Regions from separate parts of the Homo sapiens genome. Here region 1 is linked to region 2. Evidence: chromatin contacts called from ENCODE Hi-C or POLR2A ChIA-PET data. All regions are on one chromosome and are shown on one strand. The core of a region is the stretch at or near the end of the contact, and the rest is flanking DNA. Distances in the headings are between cores, read along the strand shown.

Region 1 (6,159 bases), core at 917-3,416, 85 kb after region 2:
CCCGAACCGGAGGAACCCCATTCCACGCTCCTTCTGGAACCGAATTCACCTCTGAGGCTTTGGGGCTTCAGAGCCGGAGCCGCTTGGGCAAAACCAGCAGAACAGCGAGAGGGAACGGGCTGGTCTAGCCCTGCCCTGAGCATTTCTACTGAGACCCCCGGTCCTGCTTCTTCCAGCCTCTGCTGGATTTCTCTCCGACCCCTCTGGAGCGAAGCCCTTTGGCCCTGCGTTGCATGCGGCACGGTGCGGGTTCGGGCTCTGCGCTGGAGCCGGGATGCCCTCCGGCGGAGGGTGCGCGTAGGCGGCGCCTGGGCGTGAGCCCCGCCTGCAAGGCTCAGCGTCGGGGAAGCACTTTTCTCGTCGACCCGGGGTCTTTTTCCGCCAAGGAGCTCGGGGCTCAAGAACTCGGGACTGGGCTGTGGGCGGGGCATGGTTTTCCTCTCTGGGCGTCCTAATCTCCAATTTCAGGCAAATTCGCTAGGAAGAACCTTCCCGAGCGCGCCTTCTCCAACAGGACCTCCAAGCCAGCCTCACGCACGCAGGCCTGGCTCTCTCCTGCAGAATCCCCACCTGCCCTATAACTACCCACTTCAGATATGGGGGAATGGAGGAGATATTCCAATCACGCCATCTACCTACAGTTTCCACGGCCCCTTCTGTTGAATGGTATTTTCCTTTAGGGTCCCTAGAAGCAGAGCAAATGAAAAGGCCAGGGGGAAAAAAAAAAAAAAAAGAAAGAACCGGTGAATTGGCTCTGAGCCCAATAAACGGTTCCTCTTTCCTTCTCCGGTCCTTTCCCTTCCAACAGAGCGATTGAGAAATCATTTCAATAATCAGCAAATCGGCTGGGAAATGGAGAACCAGAAGGGAATGTCCTATCCAACAGCGCTTTTTCTTCTCTCAATAGAAGCCCAGTCTTTCATTTAGATATGAATATAGCTACTGTGCATTTCTCCATTAATAAATATAAATTTCCAAACTAGGTGGTGAGGGATATGAATTTCCATGGTACATTGGGCCCTAGAGACACCAAGAAGCTTCAGGTCATAAGGGGGTCTATTCAGGCTATGTCCAAGCACAACCAAATTATGGCATTAAAAACAAGAGGTCTTGATTCAGATCTTTCACGTTTTAATAACAGAGGGGGATGCTGCTGATATAGAAAAGTGATTGAAAATATTTGTAAACATATACTTCTCACTGGACCTCCAGTCATGTTGGTGGGTGTGGTAGACAGAATCAAGTACGTCAACTAGCTGTTTTCTGGTTTAGAAACAAAAAATACCCCCAGCCCCACCCCCACTCTGGAGTCTTTGCTTCTCAACTACGAAATGGAAAAAAAAGAACTCAAGTCCCATTTAGACTGTGGGAGCTCAGCCCATGAAGGGACTGTGGGAATTGACATGGAGAGTTTGGGGTGGAGAGGTGGAAGGGTGGAGGAAATGAGATCGGCAGCAGACACTGAGTCAGAGGCCTGAGACTAAGGCCTGGCTCTGTGTCCTTGATATCCCCAAGCCTCAGTGTTCACATCTATAAGATGAGGATAATATTGATCTCACAGAACTGCTGTGAAGAATCAACCACATAATATATGTGACGATGGTTTTTCATTATCAGCCTTTCCTTGGCCTGGACCAAATTGAAAGGAGACTGTGGGGCCAGGCAAGGTGGCTTGGATCATGCCTGTAATACTAGCGCTTTAGGAGGCTGAGGCAGGAAGATCCCTTGAGACCAGGAGTTTGAGACCAGCCTCAGCAACATAGTGAGACTCTATATCTTAAAAATAAAATAAAATAAAATAAAATAAAATAAAATAAAATAAAATAAAATTAGCCAGACATGGTGGTGCATGCCTGTAGTCCCAGCTCCTCAGTGGGGAGAGTTGGGAGGATCACTGAGCCCAGGAGGTCAATGCTGCAGTGAACCATGATCTAGACACTGCACTCCAGCCTGGGTGACAAAGCAAGACCCCGTAAAAAAAAAAAGAAAGAATGAGGAAGAAAGGAAAAGAGAAAAAAAGAAAAGAAAAGAGACCGTGGCAAAGAAGGCAAGGGTCCAGCTTGGGCCCAGCCCAGGGATGGGTATGAGCATCCCCATGGCTACTTGATGCCCTGTCACGTGGGTTCAGCTGGCTTAGTCTCACCCTCTGCCAGATCCAGGAGGAAGTGAGAATCCATTACAGTGGGCCTGTCTCAGCTCCTGTTTGCTTTGGCCACAGCGTGATGGTGTCTTGCTGGCTTTGCCAACAGGATTTAGGTGTTTGCTCTCCCGCCTGGCATGGCTGCTAAGGCAGCTGGCATTCTGCTCCTGCTTATCATGCTGGCTGAGACTTCCTGCTGCTGCTGCTTCCCCTTTCTCAGATGGATGGGGTCCTATTTTATTATCATTGTCACAAGACTCCTATGCTTGAGAAAGCAGGGTGGTGAAAAGAGGCCACAGACTTTCCCTTTCAAATGGCTCCCCAAGAAGTACATACTCAAGGACTAAGATGAATCAGGAAGTACGCCAGGAAAAGAAATGAGACAGAGAGCCAGAAAAAACAGGCACTAACCCTAGATCTTTAAAGGACTTGCTTTGCTTTCCACACTTCTTTCCTCATGCTTTCTGAGGACAGTAGTAGATAGCGGGAGTAAAGGGGAAGGGAGCCCCTTGCTGAAGGTCACCCCACACCAGCCAGAGCCCACGGTTGGAGAGTCTTGGAGGAGAGTCTTGGAGGAAACATGATTATCAGGTGCCTGATGGGAAGAACATGTGCTCAGAATAATCACATCCCCTCCCATAGCCAAGGCAACTCCCAGAACCTCCAGCCACCTCCCCAGCACAGTGTGCATTCAGAAGACATGAAATCCCCTCCACATGACACACTACCTGCTTGGCTTTCCAGGCTGCTAGTGAATAACTTACAGTCATGGCTGGAGAATGCAAAATAATTGAAAGCAATGCTTAGTAAATTGCAGTTTCAAGGTCTTCATTGCCTTCCTAACAATTTGCAAAACTCATTTTATTGCTTTTTTAGATTCCTCGAATTGAAATACCACTGCATGCTGTAATTAAGCTAAGTGACATGCCAGCTGTAAAGGCAAGGGTTGTGAATGATTACATTCAGTTCATGTAATCATACAGGATGAGTGTGGGGAGGGAGCCTACAACAGCTGCCGGTCTGCCTTGCTTACACTCTCTGCCAGGGTGGAAGGAAAGCTGGAATCTAAACTCACTTTTTTTTAAAACAGGGTCTCCCTCTGTCACCCAGGCTGGAGTGCAGTGGCACAATCATAGCTCACTGTAGCCTCAGCCTCCTGAGCTCAAGCAATCCTCCCACCTCAGTCTCCCGAGTAGCTGGGACTATAGGTGTGCAACACCATGCCTGGCAAATTTTGTTGCTGTTGTTGTTTGGTAGAGACGGAGTCTCTATGTTGCCTAAGCTAGTCTCAAACTCCTTGAGCATCCTCCCACCTCAGTCTCCCAAAGTGCTGGAATTACAGGTGTGAGCCACACACTCGGCCTGAAGTCACCCTTTTAAGGCTAGTAAGAGTTACCCATGCTGTCTGAGGCGGCCTAATCCAGTGTGGGGTAAGCCAGGCAAGTGGTTCCCAAACCTGACTAAGCATCAGAACTCCCTGGCACAGCTTTTTATTTTTATTTTATTTAAGTTATTTATTTATTTATTTATTTATTTATTTATTTATTTATTTATTTTGAGATGGAGTTTCACTCTTGTTGCCCAGGCTGGAGGGCAATGGCGCGATCTTGGCTCACCGCAACCTCTGCCTCAAGCGATTCTCCTGCCTCAGCCTCCCGAGTAGCTGGGATTACAGGTGCCTGCCATCACACCCGGCTAAGTTTGTATTTTTAGTAGAGATGGGGTGTCTCCATATTGGTCAGGCTGGTCTCGAACTCCCAACCTCAGGTGATCCGCCTGCCTCGACTTCCCAAAGTGCTGGGATTACAGGTGTGAGCCACTGCGCTCGGCCAGGCAGAGCTTTTTAAATCCAAGTTTACCTCCCCCTTGCTCCAAAGTGACTAATAAAGTCTAGGGAGAACCACAGGTCTTTACAATTGCCCAGATATCTCTGAGCCTGGAGATGAGAGAACCTGCCCCATCCAAGATGGCTATTTTTAACAACTTGGTCTTCAGAAACGTCACTTTTGCACTTGGAAACTTTTCCTTCAGTGTTGCTTTCATAAATCTGTCTGGGGACAGGAGTTCATCCAACTGCTTTATGAACAGATACCTTGATCTCTATCCTCCCAAAGCTCCTTCTCCTAATGTTCCCAATTTCTTTCAGCGGACTCAGTTCCTTTGAAGCCTTCTTTATTGTTCCTTTATCCTCTGCCACACAGTCAGCTGCTAAGTCCCAGCTCTACGATATTTTTCTCACTTGCCTCTTTTTTTTTCTTCCAGCTTATTGAGGTATATCTGCCTCCTTTTCTCTCCCCCAGCCAGCCATCCTGATAGAGGCTGCAAGGGCTTGAATCCTGGACCACTGTATGAGACTCCCAAGCCCTCTCCCACCTTTGGGTCCCTCCCCTTGCCAAGCCACTCCACCATCTACTACTAGATTCATCTTCCTAACACTAAATAAAATCTCCTACTCAAAAACCTTCAGCAGTTTCCCACTGCCTGCTGAATTAGGTAAACACTACCCAGGATAACAGTTTAGATCCTCTGCAATATTTATTCATTCAGCAAATATTTACTGAATTCCTATTATGTCCTAGGTACTAAACTAAAAGCAGAGAATATAAAGATGTAGAGACATGGTACATTCCAGTGGACAGACAGCTGCACAAATTCATTATCATGAGGAGTGCAATAATGGCAATATAAACAAAGGGTCACTGGGTTTCCAATATGGTCTCTTAATCTATCTTTCCATCTTCATCTCCCAATTTCCTTTCTGATCCAGCCAAACTGGACTAGACCTTACTTTTTTGTTTTTGTTTTTGTTTTTGTTTTGAGACGGAGTTTCACTCTTGTTGCCCTGGCTGGAGTGCAGCAGCATGATCTTGGATCACTGCCAACTCTGTCTCCTGGGTTCAAGCAATTCTCCTGCCTAAGCCTCCCGAGTAGCTGGGATTACAGGCGCGTGCCACCACACTTGGCTAATTTTTGTATTTTTTGTAGAGATGGGGTTTTGCCATGTTGGCCAAGCTGGTCTCAAACTCCTGACCTCAGGTGATTCACCCACCTCGGCCTCCCAAAGTACTGGGATTACAAGCGTGAGCCACCACGCCCAGCCTAGACCTTACCTCTTGATCATGTTCAGGGTTTTTAGTTTCTTCCAGGCCTCTATACCTCAGTCCATATCTTATATCCACCTTTTAAAATCCTATTTATCAGCCTGGTGCGGTGGCTCACGCCTGTAATCCCAGCACTTTGGGAGGCTGAGGTGGGAGGATCACAAAGTCAAGAAATCGAGACCATCCTGGCCAACATGGTGAAAACTGTCTCTACTAAAAATACAAAAATTAGCTGGGCATGGTGGCGGGCGCCTGTAATCCCAGCTACTCAGGAGGCTGAGGCAGGAGAATAGCTTGAACCCAGGAGGCAGAGGTTGCAGTGAGCTGAGATCATGCCACTGCACTCCACCCTGGCGACAGAATGACACTCCATCTTAAAAAATAAAAATAATAAAATCCTATTTGTCTTTTCCTGCCACCTCAAATATCACCTCCTCCAATGAAGTGGACTTGGTCCTCCCAGCTAGGTGTGAGGGTGTTTCCTTCTCGTCTACTGACACTCTTTTTTAGTGGCACTTAACTCAGGCTAGTTATCTGTGGACCCGCCTTCCTCCACTGCACACTCTTTGGGAGCAGGAACTGCCACAGCATTTTTCTGTCTCACAGAAGCACTGTGCTCTGCACAGCCCTATGAGTGAACAGACAGGAGGTGGGTGGGGCTGGGAAGGCAGCCTGATATTGTGCCTTCTCGTTGGATAACCTTGAGCTGTTAAAGCCTCTAGACAGGATGTGCTACAAAATTTGGCAGGTCCACTAAAAAATGAAAACGCAGAGTTCCTTGTTCAAAAATGATTCAGAATTTCAATATGGTGGCAAATACAGGGCTCTTCTAAGTGCAGGACCCTGTGCAACTGCACAGATTGCATGTCCTGTCTCTAGGAGCAAAGGTGCTGGCACCACATGTCCCACAGACAGCCA
Region 2 (6,623 bases), core at 3,489-5,988:
TTTTCTTTTCTCAGAGATCTTAGTCTTGCATTGCCTGCTGTCTAATGTGTGAAAACAGTTGTTTCATATATTTTGTTTAATTTACTAATTTTGGGTGTGTGTGGTGGGGGAAGCCATCTCTACAACAGTTTATCCTTCATGTGCAGAAGTGGAAGTCCCACAGTGATCCCTTTAAAATACATGGCTAGGCCAGGTGCAGTAGCTCACGCCTGTAATCCTAACACTTTGGGAGGCCAAGGCAGGTGGATTGCTTGAGGCCAGGAGTTCCAGACCAGTCTGGGCAACATGGTGAAACCCCGTCTCTACTAAAAATACAAAAATGAGCCAGGCATGGTGGTGTGCACCTGTAGTCCTAGCTACTCCGGAGGCTGAGGCACAAGAATCACTTGAACCTAGGAAGTGGAGCTTGCAGTGAGCCGAGATCGCACCACTGCACTCTAGCCTGGGCAGCAGAGTGAGACTCTGTCTCAAAATAAATAAATAAATAAATAAATAAAATAAAATACATGGCTAAAATCCAACCATGTACTTAACATTTCAAATGAAGTACTGAAATGGCTCTATAATTCAAACTTTCAGATATATCTAGCTTTATTATTACTATATATATATTTTTTGAGACAGAGTCTAGCTCTGTTGCCCAGGCTGGAGTGCAGTGGCATGATCTTGGCTACTGCAACCTCCGCCTCCTGAGTTCAAGCAATTCTCCTGCCTTAGCCTCCCGAGTAACTGGGATTACAGGCGGGCACCACCATACCCGGCTAATTTTTCATATTTTTAGTAGGGACAGGGTTTCACCATGTTGGCCAGGCTGGTTTTGAACTTCTGACCTTAAGTAATCCACCTGTCTTGGCCTCCCAAAGTACTAGGATTACAGGCATGAGCCACCGCGCCCAGCCTAGATGTATCTAGCTTTATATTTAAAATTCACAGGCTTCACCTACTTAAGTGTATATTTAATTGGTTTGAAGATGATTTCGTCTCTGGAAGGTTTTCCCAAGAATCTTTTACCAAGCCAGGGAAGAAAGAGCTTGGGACATTGGAGGAAGAGGAAGCAGGCTAGATGTGACCAGAGCAGAGGAAGAGAGGAGAGTGGTGTAGGATGAGATTGGAGAGCCAGGTAGAACCCAGATGATGCCGGGCCTGGGATGTCAGAGTGAGAAGTTTGGATTTTATTCCAAGTGTAACGGGAGGTCACTGAAAGGTTTTAAGCAAGAGAGTGACATGATCTGATTTTAAAGATCACATTGCTGTATGAATAATGGTTTCTAGGGGGCAACGGCAGAAATAGAGACCATTTAGGAAGCTGCTGTTGTAGTCAAGGTGGACAAATAGTGACTTGAATAAAGGTTGTGACGGCAGAAGTGTTTAGGGACTAGCGGTGTTCGAGTATCTACTGTGTTTGTCAGCTCGAAACACATGACAGAGAAATAACAGATGAATAAGAGAAATAGATCCTGGCCCTGTGGGGCTTCCAGACAAATGGAGTGGTTAATTCTTTTTTTTTTTTTTTTTTTTTTTTGAGACAGAGTCTCACTCTGTCGCCCAGGCTGGAGTGCAGTGGCACGATCTCGGCTCACTGCAAGTTCCGCCTCCCGGGTTCACCATTCTCCTGCCTCAGCTTCCCCAGCAGCTGGGACTATAGGCGCCCGCCACCATGCCCAGCTAATTTTTTTTGTATTTTTGGTAGAGACGGGGTTTCACTGTGATAGCCATGATGGTCTCGATCTCCTGACCTTGTGATCTGCCTGCCTTGGCCTCCCAAAGTGCTGGGATTACAGGTGCGAGCCACTGCGCCCGGCCTGTAGTGGTTAATTCTTAATACTTTGGGGGTCACAGACTCCTTTGAGAATCTTACCTAAGCTACAGAACCTCACCACAGAAAAAAGCACATAATCACTTTTTTTATCATTTTATGAATATTTCACATTCATCATGATAATTTCACCTGGTCAAGTGGATATTAAACGATAAGTAAAGGCTCATATATGTGTGGAGAACTAGTGCATACAGAATTATGGAGAAATGATGGTGGATCAGTGGAGCAACTGGGGAGCTGCTGGGGCACAGGAGAGTGACAGGACAGGGGCTCAGCATGCCTCCAACCCAATCAGCAAAGCATCCACACTTCCACAGCACTGTGCTGGGTGGGAAAGCTTGTTCTTGCCCTGGCTGAAAGACAAGATGCAAGCGATATAGTGCTTCATCAATGTTGTAGACCGAACATTTATCTCTCTCCAAAATGTATATGTTGAAATAGAATCTCCAATGTGATGGTATTTGGAGGTGAGGCCTTTGAGAGGTAATTAGGTCATGAGCCTTCATGAATGGGATTAGAGCCTTCATAAAAGAGACTCCAGAGGGCTCCCTCACCCATCTGCCATGTGAGGATACTGAGAAGATGACCATCTACGACCCAGGAAGCAGGCTTCACCAGACACCAAATCTGCCAGCGCCTTCACCTTGTCCTTCTCAGCCTCTAGAACTCTGAGAAGTGTTTGTGGTTTAAGCTGCCCAGTCTAGGGTGCTTTTGCTATGGCAGCTCAAACTGCCTAAAGCAGTCAGTAACCTCAGGATAGGAGTGGGCTGCCAGGTGGAACCCTCCCGAAAGGTTTCTGGATGGAAGATTTGAGTCACTTAAATATATATCATGCATCATGTGTGCGTGAAGAGAGACAGAGAGAGGCGGGTGGGGCAGGAGAATATGTACTGCCTCGTTATGCATGCTCATATAGTCCTGATTTGTTATGCTGTCATGTGATACATAACAATGTTTGGGTCAACAATGAACCACATATATGGTAGTCATCCTATAAGATTATAATACCAGGCCAGGCACAGTGGCTCACGCCTGTAATCCCAGCACTTTGGGAGGCCTAGGCAGGCGGATAACCTGAGGTCAGGAGTTCAAGACCAGCCTGGTCAACGTGGAGAAACCCTGTCTCTACTAAAAATACAAAAATTAGCTGGGCTTGGTAGCGTGCGCCTGTCATCCCAGCTACTCGGGAGGCTGAGGCAAGAGAATCACTTGAACCCGGGAGGCGGAAGTTGCAGTGAGCCTAGACCCTGCCATTGCACTCCAGGCTGGGCAACAAGAGCAAAACTCCATCTTAAAGATAAAAAAGATTATAATACCGTATTTTCACTGTACCATTTCTATGTTTAGATACACAAACACCACTGTGTTACAGTTGCCTACAGCATTCAGTATACAGTACTCATCATGCTGGATGAGTCTGTAGCCTAGGAGCGACAGGCTACACCATATAACTTAGGTGTCTAGTGGGTTATACCATCTAGGTTTGTGTAAGTATACTCTGATGTTATCACAATGATAAAGTCGCCTAGCAATGCATTTCTCAGAATGTTTCCCTCTTGTTAAATGGCACATGAGTGTATTTCAGTTTCTTTCTTTCTTCTTTTTCTTTCTTTCTTTCCTTCTTCTTTCTCTCTCTGTTTCTTTCTTTTTCTTTTTCTTTTTTTTCATGGTCATTCTCTTTCACCCAAGCTGGAGTGCACTGGTGCAAACACGGCTTACTGAAGCCTCAACTTCCTGGGCTCAAGCAGTCCTTCCACCTCTGCCCCCCAAGTAGCTGGGACTACAGGCACACACCACCATGCCCAGCTAATTTTTTGTTGTTGTTGTTTTTGTAGGGATGGGGTTTCGCCATGTTGCCCAGGCTGGTCTTGAGCTCTTGAGCTCAAGCAATCTGCCCACCTTGGCCTCCTCCCAAAGTACCGGGATTGCAGACATGAGCCACCTCGCCCGGCTATTTCAATTTCTATAGTGCTAGTAAAAATCCACTAAATTGTTTATCCAACTCATCAATAAGTTCAACCCACAGTTTGAAAACCCTAGTCTAGATTTTTTTCTTTCTATTCCCTTCAGTATGAACATGAGAAAGGCTCATCATCATTCCATATTTGATATTTTGACATAAATCTGCTGGATTTAGTTAAATTACAGTTCTCCCAAATAATCAGGAGAAATTTGACTAGAACTATCTTGGTATTGCCCATGGTTGTTGCTTCTCTTTGACAGTAAACCAAAAAATTAAGCGCATGGTTATGGAGTCTGACCGCTTGAGCTGGCTGCCCCACCTGCCTCAGTTTCTTTATCAATATCTGGGACATCATCATCTTAATAGTAACTGCCTCTGGGTAAGCCATGTAAGACAAATTAACACAAGGCCTGGCACATAGTAAGTGCTCAAAAGATGTTGGCAACTATTTTTATTTATTTATTTATTTATTTATTTATTTATTTATTTAACTATGTATTTAGTGACGGAGTCTTGCTCTGTCGCCCAGGCTGGAGTGCAGTGGCTCACTGCAAGCTCCGCCTCCCTGGTTCACGCCATTCTCCTGACTCAGCCTCCCGAGTAGCTGGGACTACAGGCGCCTGCCACCACTCCCGGCTAATTTTTTGTATTTTTAGTAGAGATGGGGTTTCACCGTGTTAGCCAGGTTGGTCTCGATCTCCTGACCTCGTGATCCGCCCGCCTCGGCCTCCCACAGTGCTGGGATTACAGGCGTGAGCCACCGCGCCCGACCTATTTATTATTTTTTAAACTGTCAATGTTGTTGTCTTACAGCGGAGACCTGAAAGCAGCTTAGCCATGAGCAGCGCTCAAATAAGGAAAGAAATTCTTTGCAATAAATAGGGATCTTTGAAAGGTTTTACGTTGGACCCGCCTTACCGTGGACAGACACTAGAGGGTGCTCCTCGCTCAGAAAGCCGAGTGTTTCCAGGCCCGGGACCTCTGCCAGGAAGCGCTTCGACTGCCGGTTCTGAAACTCTCTCTTTGGGTCTGGTAATTTACTGGGGAGAACTGGCTGCTGCCTTGGTTCTGAAACTAAAGGCTTTTTACGGAAGTAGGAGGAGACTGCAAGAGGCTATATGGAGCAGAAATGTGGCTCCTTCAAACTTTCACCAATTGGCGTTCTGCCGGACTGTGACTTGGAGGATTCCAGCAGTGTCTCATTCACCCATGAGCCCCAGGGTCTAGCACACATAGTGTCTGGCAGACAGTGAGCGCTTTGTAAATATTTATGGAATGGGACCAACCGATGGAGGCGTCTGAGACCTAAATAATTATAATTACAAATTGGCAAGTGCTGGCACGATGACCACAGACCATTAAGGGCGCTCCCAGAAGAGTGGGGGCTGGGGAGGATTGGCCAGAATGGCTTCCTGAAATTCAGGAGCCCTGGCACTCTCTGGGGTACACAGAAAAGATCTTCCACATCCGGCTTTTGGATATTTAAAAACAGCTTCATGCTCCATTTTTTTCATGTCCTTCCTGTGGAATGATTTCTAGGCTTTTCACTAAGTTGATCGCTCCCTGCAGACTTGTAGGAAGGCAAATAATAGGTTAGCACCTACTGGGTTCAAGCATCTCCTATGATCTCCATTATCTGATTTAATTGTGTCTTTATCTCATTTAATCCCCACAACAACTCTCTGAGACTAAGGCTATTATCCACATTCTACAGATTAGAACTTGGTAAGGTTTGATAACTGGCCCAAGATCACACCATTAGGGAGTGACAGGACCAGTATTTGAACCCAGATAGTCTAGCAGCAAAAGATGCTTTTAAAAATTTTCACTTAAAAGAATAACAACAACAGCAACTAACAGTATGGAGGGGGCCAGATAGTTTTCTGTGTTTTACATTTATTAACTCATTTAAGTCATTTAATTGCTATACACCTAGATGTCATCCTTTCTATTAATACATTGTTAGTACTGAAAAGTGAAGAGAATGATACAACAAACACCCATGTACTCATCACCTGGCATGAAAAAAAGGTTAATGTTAAAGTTGATATTATCCAGCCACAACAATCTTGAAAAAGAACAAAGTTGGAGAACTTGGCCCAGTGCGGTGGCTCATGCTTGTAATCCCAGCATTTTGGGAGGCCAAGGCGTGTGGATTGCTTGAGCCCAAGAGTTCAATACCAGCCTGGGCAACATGGTAAAAATACAAAAAATTTCTACAAAAAAAAAAGTTTCTACGAAAAAAATACAAAAATTAGCCTGGTGTGGTGGTGCTCGCCTGTGGTCCCAGCTACTCAGGAGGCTGAGGTGGGAGGATCACCTGAGCCCAGGGAGGTTGAGGCTGCAGTGAGCCAAGATAGCACCACTGCACTCCAGCCTAGGCAAAAGAGCAAGACCTTGTCTCAAAAAAAAAAAAAAAAAAAAGTTGGAGAACTTACACTTTCCAAGTTCAAAAGCTACAGTAATGAAAACAATGTGGTACTGGCATAAGGATCAACATGTACATCAATGGAATAGAATTGAGAGTCCAGAAATAAACCTGTATGTTTACGGTCAAGGTATCAAGACAATTAAATAAGGAAATAAGTTTTTTTCCCCACAAATAGTGCTGGGACATCTGGATAGCCACATGCAAAAGAATGAATTTGGACTCCTATCTTTTATTGTCTACAAAAATTAACTCAAAACGAATCAAAGACCTAAAGATAAGAACTAAAACTATAAAACTCTTAGAAAAAACATAGGTGTAAACCTCTATGACCTTGGATTAAGCAATGGTTTCTTACATACAACACCAAAAGCACAATCAACTGAAGAAAAAATAAATCAATTAGACTTCAT

Evidence for each region. Hi-C counts contacts between places; a loop is a spot of excess contacts on that map. ChIA-PET counts read pairs that join two places held with the same protein, here RNA polymerase II (POLR2A).
Region 1: a loop to region 2 is called in a map of A673, with 2.5 times the contacts of the local background. The contact joins two enhancer-like sites. A Hi-C loop is called at or near these places in 2 of 168 maps with a recorded cell type or tissue (A673 and endothelial cell of hepatic sinusoid). POLR2A ChIA-PET finds 5 or more read pairs at or near these places in 4 of 52 experiments (A549, BJ, Caco-2 and 1 more).

What each region holds. Positions count from the first base shown.
Region 1 is chr17:48,754,770-48,760,928 of GRCh38, forward strand. No RefSeq gene overlaps it. Among named protein-coding and RNA genes, the nearest start is that of HOXB13, 29 kb to the left of the region's middle. Within about 2 kb of position 2,167, at least 3 of the 41 ENCODE cell types and tissues checked have a DNase peak (open chromatin) inside an H3K27ac peak, as active enhancers do.
Region 2 is chr17:48,667,098-48,673,720 of GRCh38, forward strand. All of the region lies in intron 3 of LINC02086 (long intergenic non-protein coding RNA 2086), which reads left to right. Among named protein-coding and RNA genes, the nearest start is that of LINC03057, 24 kb to the left of the region's middle. Within about 2 kb of position 4,739, at least 2 of the 41 ENCODE cell types and tissues checked have a DNase peak (open chromatin) inside an H3K27ac peak, as active enhancers do.